Regions from separate parts of the Homo sapiens genome. Here region 1 is linked to region 2. A link is a contact called in ENCODE Hi-C or POLR2A ChIA-PET data. All regions are on one chromosome and are shown on one strand. Each heading gives the region's core, a stretch centred on a gene start or an enhancer-like site at or near the end of the contact. The rest is flanking DNA. Distances are from core to core; before and after follow the strand shown.

The links. A loop is a pair of places that touch in the nucleus more often than their neighbours do. ChIA-PET counts read pairs that join two places held with the same protein, here RNA polymerase II (POLR2A). Pooled maps may share reads with other maps.
Region 1: a pooled map of ovary shows a loop between it and region 2 (2.1-fold over the local background). The contact joins the promoter of TPSG1 here to the promoter of NME3 in region 2. A Hi-C loop is called at or near these places in 1 of 168 maps with a recorded cell type or tissue (prostate gland) and 2 of 50 pooled maps. POLR2A ChIA-PET finds 5 or more read pairs at or near these places in 1 of 52 experiments (activated CD4-positive, alpha-beta T cell).

The regions. Positions count from the first base shown.
Region 1 is chr16:1,221,104-1,226,517 of GRCh38, forward strand. It overlaps TPSG1 (tryptase gamma 1), which reads right to left and starts at 4,165. Exons shown (of 6, transcript NM_012467.4): 1 at 4,104-4,165; 2 at 3,499-3,525; 3 at 2,320-2,491; 4 at 1,549-1,814; 5 at 1,093-1,238; 6 at 548-993. The coding sequence starts at 4,149. The coding sequence ends at 685. It overlaps LOC124903621, which reads left to right and starts at 4,148. Exons shown (of 2, transcript XM_047434997.1): 1 at 4,148-4,458; 2 at 5,351-5,414. The coding sequence starts at 4,148. CACNA1H (calcium voltage-gated channel subunit alpha1 H) reads left to right here. Exons shown (of 35, transcript NM_021098.3): 35 at 1-665. RefSeq lists a silencer at 3,017-3,203.
Region 2 is chr16:1,767,058-1,772,792 of GRCh38, forward strand. It overlaps NME3 (NME/NM23 nucleoside diphosphate kinase 3), which reads right to left and starts at 4,486. Exons shown (of 5, transcript NM_002513.3): 1 at 4,432-4,486; 2 at 4,223-4,353; 3 at 4,013-4,114; 4 at 3,824-3,936; 5 at 3,263-3,709. The coding sequence starts at 4,477. The coding sequence ends at 3,592. It overlaps MAPK8IP3 (mitogen-activated protein kinase 8 interacting protein 3), which reads left to right. Exons shown (of 32, transcript NM_001318852.2): 26 at 92-240; 27 at 507-678; 28 at 748-861; 29 at 1,012-1,050; 30 at 1,142-1,321; 31 at 1,420-1,569; 32 at 1,646-3,294. The coding sequence ends at 1,767. It overlaps MRPS34 (mitochondrial ribosomal protein S34), which reads right to left. Exons shown (of 3, transcript NM_023936.2): 2 at 5,547-5,589; 3 at 4,838-5,456. The coding sequence ends at 5,164. RefSeq lists enhancers at 1,562-1,611, 5,122-5,211 and silencers at 3,722-3,921, 4,232-4,821, 5,692-5,735.

The sequences.
Region 1 (5,414 bases), core at 2,915-5,414, 550 kb before region 2:
CAGAAAGGCCCGGGGAGGATGACGGCCCAGGCCCTGGTTCTCTGCCCAGCGAAGCAGGAGTAGCTGCCGGGCCCCACGAGCCTCCGTCCGTTCTGGTTCGGGTTTCTCCGAGTTTTGCTACCAGCCGAGGCTGTGCGGGCAACTGGGTCAGCCTCCCGTCAGGAGAGAAGCCGCGTCTGTGGGACGAAGACCGGGCACCCGCCAGAGAGGGGAAGGTACCAGGTTGCGTCCTTTCAGGCCCCGCGTTGTTACAGGACACTCGCTGGGGGCCCTGTGCCCTTGCCGGCGGCAGGTTGCAGCCACCGCGGCCCAATGTCACCTTCACTCACAGTCTGAGTTCTTGTCCGCCTGTCACGCCCTCACCACCCTCCCCTTCCAGCCACCACCCTTTCCGTTCCGCTCGGGCCTTCCCAGAAGCGTCCTGTGACTCTGGGAGAGGTGACACCTCACTAAGGGGCCGACCCCATGGAGTAACGCGCCCGGCCCCGATGCGAATCAGGCCTCCCCTACATCTGGGGGCGTTGGCCGCGAGATTCCCATTGACACCTTTGTTTCGTGTGCTTTTAAATTCAGGTTAAATGTTGCAATAATCTGATGCAGAAGACTCAGCTTCTCAAGGGAGAGGGAGGGGGCGGAGCGGAATAAATAGTAACTTATTTAAGAAATGCACTTGGATTCCTGCCATCAGTCAGGGGCGGGGAAGGGAGTACCATCCGCAGATGGGTGCAGCAGGCACTTGGCCAGCAGGACACAGGAGACTAGCAGAAGGAAGAGGCCGGGGAGGAAGAAGCCAGCCAGGAGGGGGAGCCTGGGGTACCCAGACTCTGAGCCCCCTGATGCTGTGATGTGGCGGCGGATCCAGTTCACGTAGGCAGGGACACGAGTGTAGACTCCCGGCCTGTTGGGGCGGCCGCAGCCCTCACCCCAGCTCACAGTGCCAGCCTGCACCCAGGCACCGTTCACCTGGCAGACCAGAGGCCCCCCGGAGTCGTCCTGAGGACAGAGAAGGCGAGCATTGGGAGCCGAGAAGATGGGGAGCCCCTCCCTGGGCTTCAGCCGCCCCCATCCTCTGTCACGGCCTGGCAGGCTCACCTGGCAGGCATCCCCGGGGCCCCGGGCACACAGCATGTCGGGCTGAAGGATGCTGCCCCCGGGGCCGGGATAGTCCCGGCGGCAGGTCTCTGTGTCCACCACGGAGACTTTCACCTCCCGCAGGCTGTACGGGGGTGGCAGAGGCTCTGGGGTGGGGGGAACAGGCTTCAGAGAAGGTTGGGGCACCAGGCCCTGCACTGGGGGGATGGGAGACCTTGCCAGACACAAGTCCCATGCCACCACGACCCTCGTCACGGCACGTGGGTTGTGATCTGACGTTTGGCTGCTGCTTTGGATCCACACGACAGGCTTTGAAAAGGGACAGCCGATAGGGGCGGCCTTGGCTGGGTGTGGAAGCCACCAGGAGCAGGTGGTAGCATCAGCATCCCTCAAGCCAGCTCTCTTCCTGCCGCCCTTGCCTTCCTCCATCCCAGCATCCCCACGGGGGCTCCTCACCTCCCTCCCGCGTATAGCCCCAGCCGGTCACCCAGCACCGGATCCCAGGGCAGAAGTCATCTGAGGCCTCCGGGAGGCAGACGGGCAGGATCCGGCTGGAGAGGGTCACGGGGACACTGAGCTCCACCAGGGCGATGTCCCCGCTGGTCCCCGGCTGTCCTGAGGGGCTGGAGTGCAGGATGATCTGCCTCACGGTGGAGAAGTGGGGAGACAGAGTGATCTCCAGTTCCCCCAGGTGCACCTGGTAGTCGGATGAGTTCAGGGACCTGGGAGGGAAGGTGGCTGGGTGAGAGGGGCCAGCTGCGGAGGCTGGAGGTCAGTGTCGGCCCCGCCCAGACCCTACCCTTGCAGGCATCCGAAGCCCAGCTCTTCCCTCCTAGGCTTGGGACGCAGAAAGCCTGGGCAGTGGCCTCACCCTGCAGGGCCCAAGGACCACGGCAGCACCTTGGGGTTCCTGCCAGCCCCTGGAAAAGCCAGCAGCATGCCCGACACCAGCAGGGGCTGGTCAGGAGGCAGATTGCAAGCTCAGCTCCACGTGAAGAGACCGAGGGGAGGGAAGGAGGGAGGGAGCTGTCCATCCCTAGAGGTGAGCAAAGAGCTGCAGAACCTCACAGAAGGTGGGCAACCAGCTCCTCCCTTTCCATTGGAAGGAAGTAGGCTCAGAGTTCCCAAGCCTCGGAGTGAGTCAAGACCAAGTGGAGGCCTCTGCGCTGGCGCATGCCCCACTGGGGCCTGGACATTGAGACTGCCCCTGCCCACCCGGACACTCACCCGGAGAAGCAGTGGGCAGCTGTGAGCACCCACTGGGGGCTGAGCAGTGACCCGCCGCACACGTGCACCCTCCGCAGGCGGAGGCTGGCCTGCCATGGCCATGCGCCGGCCGGGGCAGCGTGACCCCCCACGATCCGGCCGCCTGCATCCGAAACCTGCGGCCGGCCACACCCTAAGTCGAAGGAGGAAGGGGTGCCTGGTGGGGATCCCAAGAAACCCACTGCACTTCCTCCATGAAGCCTTCCCTGACCACACCTCCCTGCCTTCTTGGGGACTTTGCTCTTCAGCTCTCTCGTCTGCCAGACTCTCCCCAGAAGCATCGTGGGTGCAGCAGAAATGACGTCTCAGGAGCAGTGAGCGCGCCTGGGGCTCAGGTCGTCCTTTCTAAGCACCATGCTCCACAAACTAACCAGGGCTCCCGGAGGCGGTGGAAAGGCTGCAGAGGGCCCCTAGGCGGCTAGAAAGGGGCTCAGAACGGTGGAGCCCCCGAGAAGGCCCGGGGTGCTGGGGGTGGCTGCCTAGTGGGCCCCGGTTTTCCTTCAGGGGTGGTGGAGATATTCGAAGCTGGATAAAATTCGGGGGGCGGGGGGCAGACAGCACTGTCCAAGGTGCTCGGGGCCTCTGAATTGGACGCTTGATAATGTAACTTTATCTTCTGTAAACTTCACCTCAGTAAGTTAAGAAGAAATTAAGAGGAAGTCAGCTGGAGACCCACTGGCCACACCTGGGTCTGCCTGAGCTGGATAATTGTGCTGGTGATGGAGTGTGGCCACTGGGCTGAATGGAAGGGAAGCTGGGATGTAGACAGACAGAGATGTTTATAGATAGGCAGCGGGTGTGGGGTGGGGCACCGGCTCTCCCACACGGCAAAGCCCCCAGCTGGTTCCAGGGCCACGGTGGGGACGCTGTGGGGAGAAAGTTCGAGGAGGGCCAGGTTGTTTCATGGCCTCAGAGCATCTCCCAAGGTACAGACTGACTACAGTGGTGGTGGGGGAGACAGCCCTGCAGCACACCCCGACCAGCCCCACTCAACCGAGAGATGCGAGCAGAAACCACGGCGACAAACTATGACCTCCCCGGGCCCCCATTGGGACCCCAGGGAAGGAGAGGGTCACCGAGGCCCTCCTGCCAGGCCTTGCCTGCACCCTCCCCCACACCCCACACCTGTCAGAGACGTACCTGGCTGCAAAGTCCTGAGGGACACACCTGTGGGAAAGACGAAGGGCCCAGGATGGAGGGGGCTGCCAAGGAGAGGGGTGTGCGGGCTCCAGAGGCCCCTGCCAGGCCTCAGGGCGGCACTGGGGTGGGGCCTGGTCCTGAGCAGAGGGGCCCGGCCTGGTGAGGCTGGGTCAACTGCTGTCTCACTGGCCCAGGGCTGGGTGGGACAAGCCACAGGCCATAAACGGCAGCTGGAGGCCGGGAGCTTGGCCTCAGGCCTGGGCCTCCTCCCCGCCCTCCAGGTCCTGCTCAGGAAAGAAATCACCAGTGTTCTAGGGCCTGGGACTCCTGGCACCCCCAACTCCCACCCGCACCCCCAACTACCACCCGCCCTGCCAACTCCTGCACCCCCAACTCCCACCCGCACATCCCTCCTGCCTCTCCCCAGCACGGACAGCTGGGCCTCCAGCCAGGGGTGCAGTCTCTTCAGAGGAGACACGGGGCCCCACAGGGTGGGGACTCAGCATGTTTCTCCGTCTCAGACCAGCCCCCAGTTTCACCCCCATCAGGGGTCCAGGCAGGAAGCAGATGCCCCCCCATCCCCACACCCAGGCCAGGTCACCCACCGGGCACAGCCAGGAGCAGCAGGAGGCCACAGGCCCCAAGGGCCATGGTGTCTGCCCACTGTAGGGAGAAGGAGGGCCAGCCTGACCCTTGGACCTGCTGGGCGTGGGGGATAGGGGTGGCCACACACCTGCTGTCAGGCAGGGCGGGAGGACGGAGGAGGAGGCCGGAGCTCCACAGACGGCCCCACCTGTTCCTTCTGCACCTCAGAGAAGGGTCGTCACCTCCATTTATCCCTGTGTGGACGCCACAGCCCTGGCACCAAGTGGCCGGCTCCGTCAAGGGAAAGCGGGGAAGGACAGAAGGCAAAAGTACTTCTCACCTTGTCTCTGCTCCGGGGCCAGGGCTGAGGGAGGGGTGAGTGTTCCTCTGAGTGCCGCCCCCTCCAAAAATTACTCCCTGGTTCCCTCGGGGCACGCCACCCCCTCTCCTTCATCCTCTGGGAGCCCAGTCCTGGGGGTTCTTCAGGAGGGTCCCAACTCAAGGCCCAGCAGCCCTTTGGAGACAGCTCAGGCCCTCGTGACAACCACTCTTTGAGAAGTCCCTGTCCCCACGTCCGGCAGCAGGTCCTGTGCTCGTGCGGCAGATCAGATGGGCACCACTTCACGGCCCAGCCTGGGTTGGCCCTTCCTAACCGTCCTGGCTGCCCCAGCCTGATGACTCAGCTGATTAGGGGCCCTGGGCAGCGCCCGGGACTTTCCTGCCGCCCTCCCCAGATCCAAATCACAGGCCAGGCTGGAGGGTCCAGCTGAGACCTTCTAGGTCAGGGATCCCCTCTTTGATGTGGGGAAACTCAGCCACGGGTTGGGGGGAGTTGCCTGACCACCCACCAGGATGTGGCCTCCCAGGCACAGACGTGGCCGCCTGCACGCCAGCACGTGGGGTAGCCAAGGCTCAGAACTGGAGGTTCAGTGTTTTTCCTGGTGACCAATAAGGACAACACCAGCATGCGGGGCCAGCAGTGCACCCACGGCCGGGCACCCTCCTCCCTCACGGCAGCCGCACACCTGGAGGGGGCGCCTCAGGGGAGGCAGGACAGTCCCACCCCACACAAGGGAGCGGGGTCTGAGCCACGAGTCCCCGGCCCAGGGTGCCCCTAACAGGGCGATGTCACCCAGTGGGGAGGGAGCCTGAGGGGCAGGGTCTTCATGGAACCAGGTCCTCTAGTCCTGACCTCTAGGGCTGTCCCCAGGTCCCCACAGGTGGGGACTTCAGGGCCCTCACCTGTCCCAACTCAATTCACCTGCAGCACTGGGGACCCCGTCTTTCTGCCTGTGCCCCAGCACGCCACTCCCCGCAGAGTGCTCCACACG
Region 2 (5,735 bases), core at 3,236-5,735:
TCCTTAGTCTGGCAGTGGGTGTCTCAACCCGATGCCCTGAGCAGAGGTGGGGCCTGGCCAGGCCTGAGCAGGTGTCCGGGGCTCCCTCCAGATGGCCAGTGGGATCTGAGCAACTATCACCTAATGGACCTGGGCCACCCGCACCACTCCATCCGCTGCATGGCTGTTGTGTACGACCGCGTGTGGTGTGGCTACAAGAACAAGGTGCACGTCATCCAGCCCAAGACCATGCAGATAGAGGCGAGTGCCGGCCAGGGCCCCGGGGAGGGGAAGAGGCTCCTGCTGGCCAGCAGCTCTCCCGCATCTTCCATACGGAAGTCCACGAGGCCCTACGTGGGTCCCATCTCCCCTGTACCACCTATGACTCAGGCTCGAACAGGCGCAAAGCAGGCGCTGGCTGGGAGGTCTGAGGGGACTGCAGGTGGCCCTGGAGCTGTGGCAGGTTTGGGGCTCCCCACTTCCTCTCCTCTCCCCAGCCCTGTTGATGGGCAGCCATGACTCCACAGAAGTCATTTGACGCCCACCCGCGGCGGGAGAGCCAGGTGCGGCAGCTGGCGTGGATCGGCGATGGCGTATGGGTGTCCATCCGCCTGGACTCCACCCTGAGGCTCTACCATGCACACACGCACCAGCATCTACAGGACGTGGACATTGAGCCCTACGTCAGCAAGATGCTAGGTGAGGGGCCACGCCAGATGGGGTGGTGGGGTGCTCAAGGCCAGCCACCCTGACCGCTCTCCCCCACAGGCACTGGCAAGCTGGGTTTCTCCTTCGTACGCATCACGGCCCTGCTTGTCGCGGGCAGCCGGCTCTGGGTGGGCACCGGCAACGGAGTGGTCATCTCCATCCCCCTGACAGAGAGTGAGTGGCCTGCACACCTGCAGGGGCAGTGGTGCTGCCAGAGGTGTACGTGGGTTCACGGGGTGGCTCTGCAGGGCCACCTTGGAGGGTGCCTTGCTGCCCCTACGCTGACCGCTCTCCTCTTCTCCCATGCTCCTCCCATGTCCCCAGCTGTGGTCCTGCACCGAGGCCAGCTCCTGGGGCTCCGAGGTAAGCCCAGCCACCTCGTGTCCCCTCACGGGAGCCTCTCCCACTCTCCACCTGTATGCGGGCTCAGCGCCTCTGGGTTCTCTCCCTGCAGCCAATAAGACATCCCCCACCTCTGGGGAGGGCGCCCGTCCCGGGGGCATCATCCACGTGTATGGCGATGACAGCAGTGACAGGGCGGCCAGCAGCTTCATCCCCTACTGCTCCATGGCCCAGGCCCAGCTATGCTTCCATGGGCACCGCGATGCCGTGAAGTTCTTTGTCTCGGTGCCAGGTGAGGCTGGGCCCCTCCTGCCATCCACATCCCCTGCATGCCAGTGGCCGCCGCCTCCCCCAGGAGGCCGCTGTCCTGAATCGCTTCTGCCATCCCAGGGAACGTGCTGGCCACCCTGAATGGGAGTGTGCTGGACAGCCCAGCCGAGGGCCCTGGGCCAGCTGCCCCTGCCTCGGAGGTCGAGGGCCAGAAGCTGCGGAACGTGCTGGTGCTGAGCGGCGGGGAGGGCTACATCGACTTCCGCATTGGTGAGCGGGGCCCAGGGACAGGGCTGAGGTTGGGCGCGGGGGGAGCCTGGCCGTCACTCTGCTGCTTTGCCCGCAGGAGACGGAGAGGACGACGAGACGGAGGAGGGCGCAGGGGACATGAGCCAGGTGAAGCCCGTGCTGTCCAAGGCAGAGCGCAGTCACATCATCGTGTGGCAGGTGTCCTACACCCCCGAGTGAAGCTGCTGCCCTGCCTGGCCCGACCTGTACATAGGACCCCCGACCACCTGACCCCCGCCCGGCCCGCGGGGTAGCCAGCCAGGCGCCGCCGCCCCTCTTCTAACCTCTCAACCTGCAGCTTTCACCTGAGTCTGGCCCCTCCAGCGGGCAGGGAGTGCGGGGATGCGGATCAGCTGGGAGGAGGAGGGGAGGGGAACTTCCACCCGAGGGGAAGATGCTCTCGGGACAGTTTCCCGGGCAGCTCCTGGCCAGCTTCCAGCCCAGAGTCCTCAAGTCCAGGGCACCTTGGGCCCAGCGCAGGCAGAATCCGAGGTGGTCCTGGCTCTACCCTGGGCCTCCTACTCCCCAGCACCCCTGGAGGAGGCAGGGGCTCCCCGCCGCCGAGGCTGCCTGCCCTGGGCCCACCTCTGCATGCTGCTCATGGGGCCACCCTGCCTCCTGGGCCCTCACTCTGCCTAGGGGAGCTGGGCCAGGCACTAGCCTTTGCCCAGGGAGGTGGGCCTCAGGCTGCCCAGGTGCCTGCACCCCAGCCGGCCTTCTCTGGGGCCTCCCCGTCGTCAAGCCTCTATCCTGTCTGTCCCCACCCCAGCTGTCCCCTGCCCAGGGAGCTGGCATAAAAGCACGAGGCCCGGCTCCCTGGGGCAGCTGCTTGAGAACAGAGACTGCTACCCCATCCTGCCCATGCAGGCAGGCTCTTGCCAGCCCCGTTCTGACCCGTGTCCCCCCAGGCTCTGCCTGGGCAGAAGACTCACCTTGGAGGAGTGGGCCCTGGAGTCCTGTCCCTCCCAGAAGCCCCCAGGGTGGGATTTCTCAGGCTGCCAGGGCAGGCCCAGGCCTCAGGAAGAAGGGGAGGCCCCTGGCCTCTCCGGGATCAGTCCTAGGACACAGGCTCAGCCTCAGGTTGATGGGGGATGATGTGCTCCCGGGGCCTGCCTCCTGCACGGGGCTCCACGGAGCCCAGCTCCCAGACACGCTACTAAGTGCCTAGGGTTGCCCGCTGTGGCCTGCTTCCAGGGAGCAACAGAGAGGCCACCAAGCAGAGGCCCGTGGGGCTGAGGATGGAGCCGCCCCCAGCCGACTCCAAGCCCGCAGAGGGCAGACGCCACCCTGGACTGCTCTCCCTGCCCAGCTGGGCCTCTCTGGCCTATTCCTACCTTCCAGGCCCACTGCACTCCTGTCTGGGAGGCCCTTATGAGGGCAGCCCAGCCCCCGCACCCACCCCCAACCAGAGAAGCACAGATCTTGGGGAGCTGCCCCACAAGCCCCGCTGGCCACCGAGGGCTGCAGCCGCTGCGCTGCCGGCTTCTCCCCACCACCCTGCCACCTCCACTGTGATGTATGTCCGCTCCCTCGTCTGTTCCCCCAGGATCTCGAAGTGACTCCGGGCTGAGCAGTGGGGCGGCTGGGGGAGGGGTGACGATTCTCCTCAGGCTTTGGCCCTGCAAGCAAACCCACATATCTGCTCTGTATGTAATAAATGTCTTAACGTCGTAGCTGCCTGTTCCTGGGCCCAAATCGAAACGAAAACGAGGACTTTATTATAAAAAAACGTTGGACCACGTTGGGCTGGGCACCAGGACAGTGTCCTGGCACGTTTCCAGGCGAGCCGCGCAGGCTCCTGGAGCAGCTCCTCGGGCAGGAAACCCTGTACGCCAGGGATTGGAGAGGCCTGCGCCACCCTCCATGCAACGTCCAGACAGGTGGATGTTCAGCAGCCCGTCCAAAGGGATGCTCCAAGCGCTGTGGGGTGGGGCCAGAAGCCCGCCCACCTGGGCCCTGGAGGAGGCTGGAGTGTGAGAGCCTCTGTGACGCGCATCTGCCGGGCTACTCATACAGCCAGTGCCCAGCGCTGTCCTCCCAGCAGAGGAGCTCGTCTGCGCGGAACCAGAGAGCGATCTCGCGGCGGGCACTCTCCACCGAGTCGCTGCCGTGAATCAGGTTCCTGCGCGGAAGAGGCGCGTGTGAGCGTGGGAAAGAGACCTCCGGCACGGGTACCACGCAGGCTGAACAGGGGGAGGCCGGACGGGGCTGGGACCGTCCCCGGGGCGGGCCTTACTTGCCAACCTCGATGCAGAAATCCCCGCGGATGGTGCCGGGCGGGGCGTCGGCCGGGTTCGTGGCTCCGATGAGCGCCCGCGAGGTGCGCACCACGTCCAGCCCCTGCCATACCTGTGCGGAGGAACGGGCGCGGTATCACGCGGGGGTGGGGGTCCCGGAGCCGCCCGCCCGCTTCCCGGATACTCACCATGGCCACCACCGGCCCGGAGGCCATATACTTGACAAGGCGGCCGTAGAACGGGCGTTCACGCAGCTCGGCGTAGTGCTCACGCAGCAGCTCCTCGGAGGCCTGCGGAAGGGTCAGGCCGCCTGCGCCCGCACCCGGCACCTAGGCGTCCCCAGGTCCCCGCTCCCCTTCCCCCCACACCGCGCCCCCGCTCGCTCACCGCGCCCCCACCTGCACCAGCTTCAGCGCCACCAACTTGAAGCCCTTCCTCTCGAAGCGCCGCACAATCTCGCCCACCAGCCGCCGCTGCACGCCGTCCGGCTTCACGGCCAGGAAGGTGCGTTCGTGTGCGCCGGTGCAGGCTGCGGGGCAGGCGGGGACGGGCCGTCAGGCCGGCCCAGCACCGGCCACCCGCCCCCGGCCCGCGCCGCGCGGCTCACCCGCGGGGAAGAGGTTAGCGAAGATGGTCAGCACCAGGCAGATCATGATGGCGGTGCGGGAGCGGGATCCGCGGGGCGGGGCGGTGGCGCCCGGGGCGGGGCCTGCGCTTAAAGAGGCCTGGTCGGGGCGCTGCGGCCTCCGCGGGGAGGCTGCTTCACTTGCACCCCGGAACCCGGCAGCCGTGGGGGGCCGGAGGGCAGCTGCGGAGGCCAAGTCTCCTCCAGCAGCTCGGACACTAACTGTATCCCCCACAACCCGCCCAGGTGGTTCCACCCACGCGGCGCCCTGCTCCGCACCGCCCGAACCCCGCCCCCCCCGCGCCCCCCCGGCCAGGGCCACGACCACAGCGTCAGCCCTTCTCTCCCCGGTCCTAAAGACAGAGCGCAAAGACACCACGACCCTGGGTACTTCTTTTCTCTTTATTCCCTTTCATAGCTTCTGCCGGGATCCAGGCAGAGAGAGCACTAATGGGGGAAAGGGAGCGAGCGCTTCCCGCTTTCCCCAGCGTGGGCCCTCGGAGTTGGGTGTGGGGGCAGCAGGGCCAGAGGAAAGGCACAGGTGGCGATTTGCCCCAGCCCTCCCCCCTAAGATGCAGACCCTCAGAACACGTCGCGGAAGGTGAGCTCCCTGCTCCGAGAGGCAGACTCGGGTGTAACGCAAAGACGGTTTCTTTCATCAATAAGGTCCCCACTGCCTCACAGCCCCTAAGGCCACCCGCTGGTTCTGGCATTCTAGACGGGGGTGCCCTTGGCCCTTCCTTTGTCTTCCTGTTTTGCAGGGTAATCCCAGGGTTCCATGCGTATCCTCTGCACATTCAGCATGGGCTCCTCGGTGCTTGTGTCTCCATTTTTCTGTCGTTCTGCGATAATCATGGCCCGGAGGAGAGGCGGGTACGGCACGGAGGCCAGGCTGTCTTCCGGCGCCGGCGTGAACGCGGTGAAGGCCTCCTCCTCGTGCTTGGGCACCAGCCGCCAGTCATGGTACATGACGTGTTCGATCTCCCGCGCCTCGCTCTCAGTCTTCCCTGATGAAGAAAAAGAGGCGTCTGCACACACTTGCTGTGCCGTCGGCGGTCGGCATCGAACTGCCGGGCACCCGCTCTCCCGAGCCTTACCTTTGAAGGTCAGGATGCCCCAGGCCTTCCCGTGGTCCAAGTTCTGCAAAGCCAGAAGGAAGCGGGGTCAGCTCGCAAAGCTCTCGGCCCCCGAGGTCAGGAGGTGGGAGCCTCAGCCACGCAAACCTGCAGGGAGGAGGGGAGGCGGGGAGACCAGGCGGCTGCAGGGGCGGGGTGCGGACGGGGTGC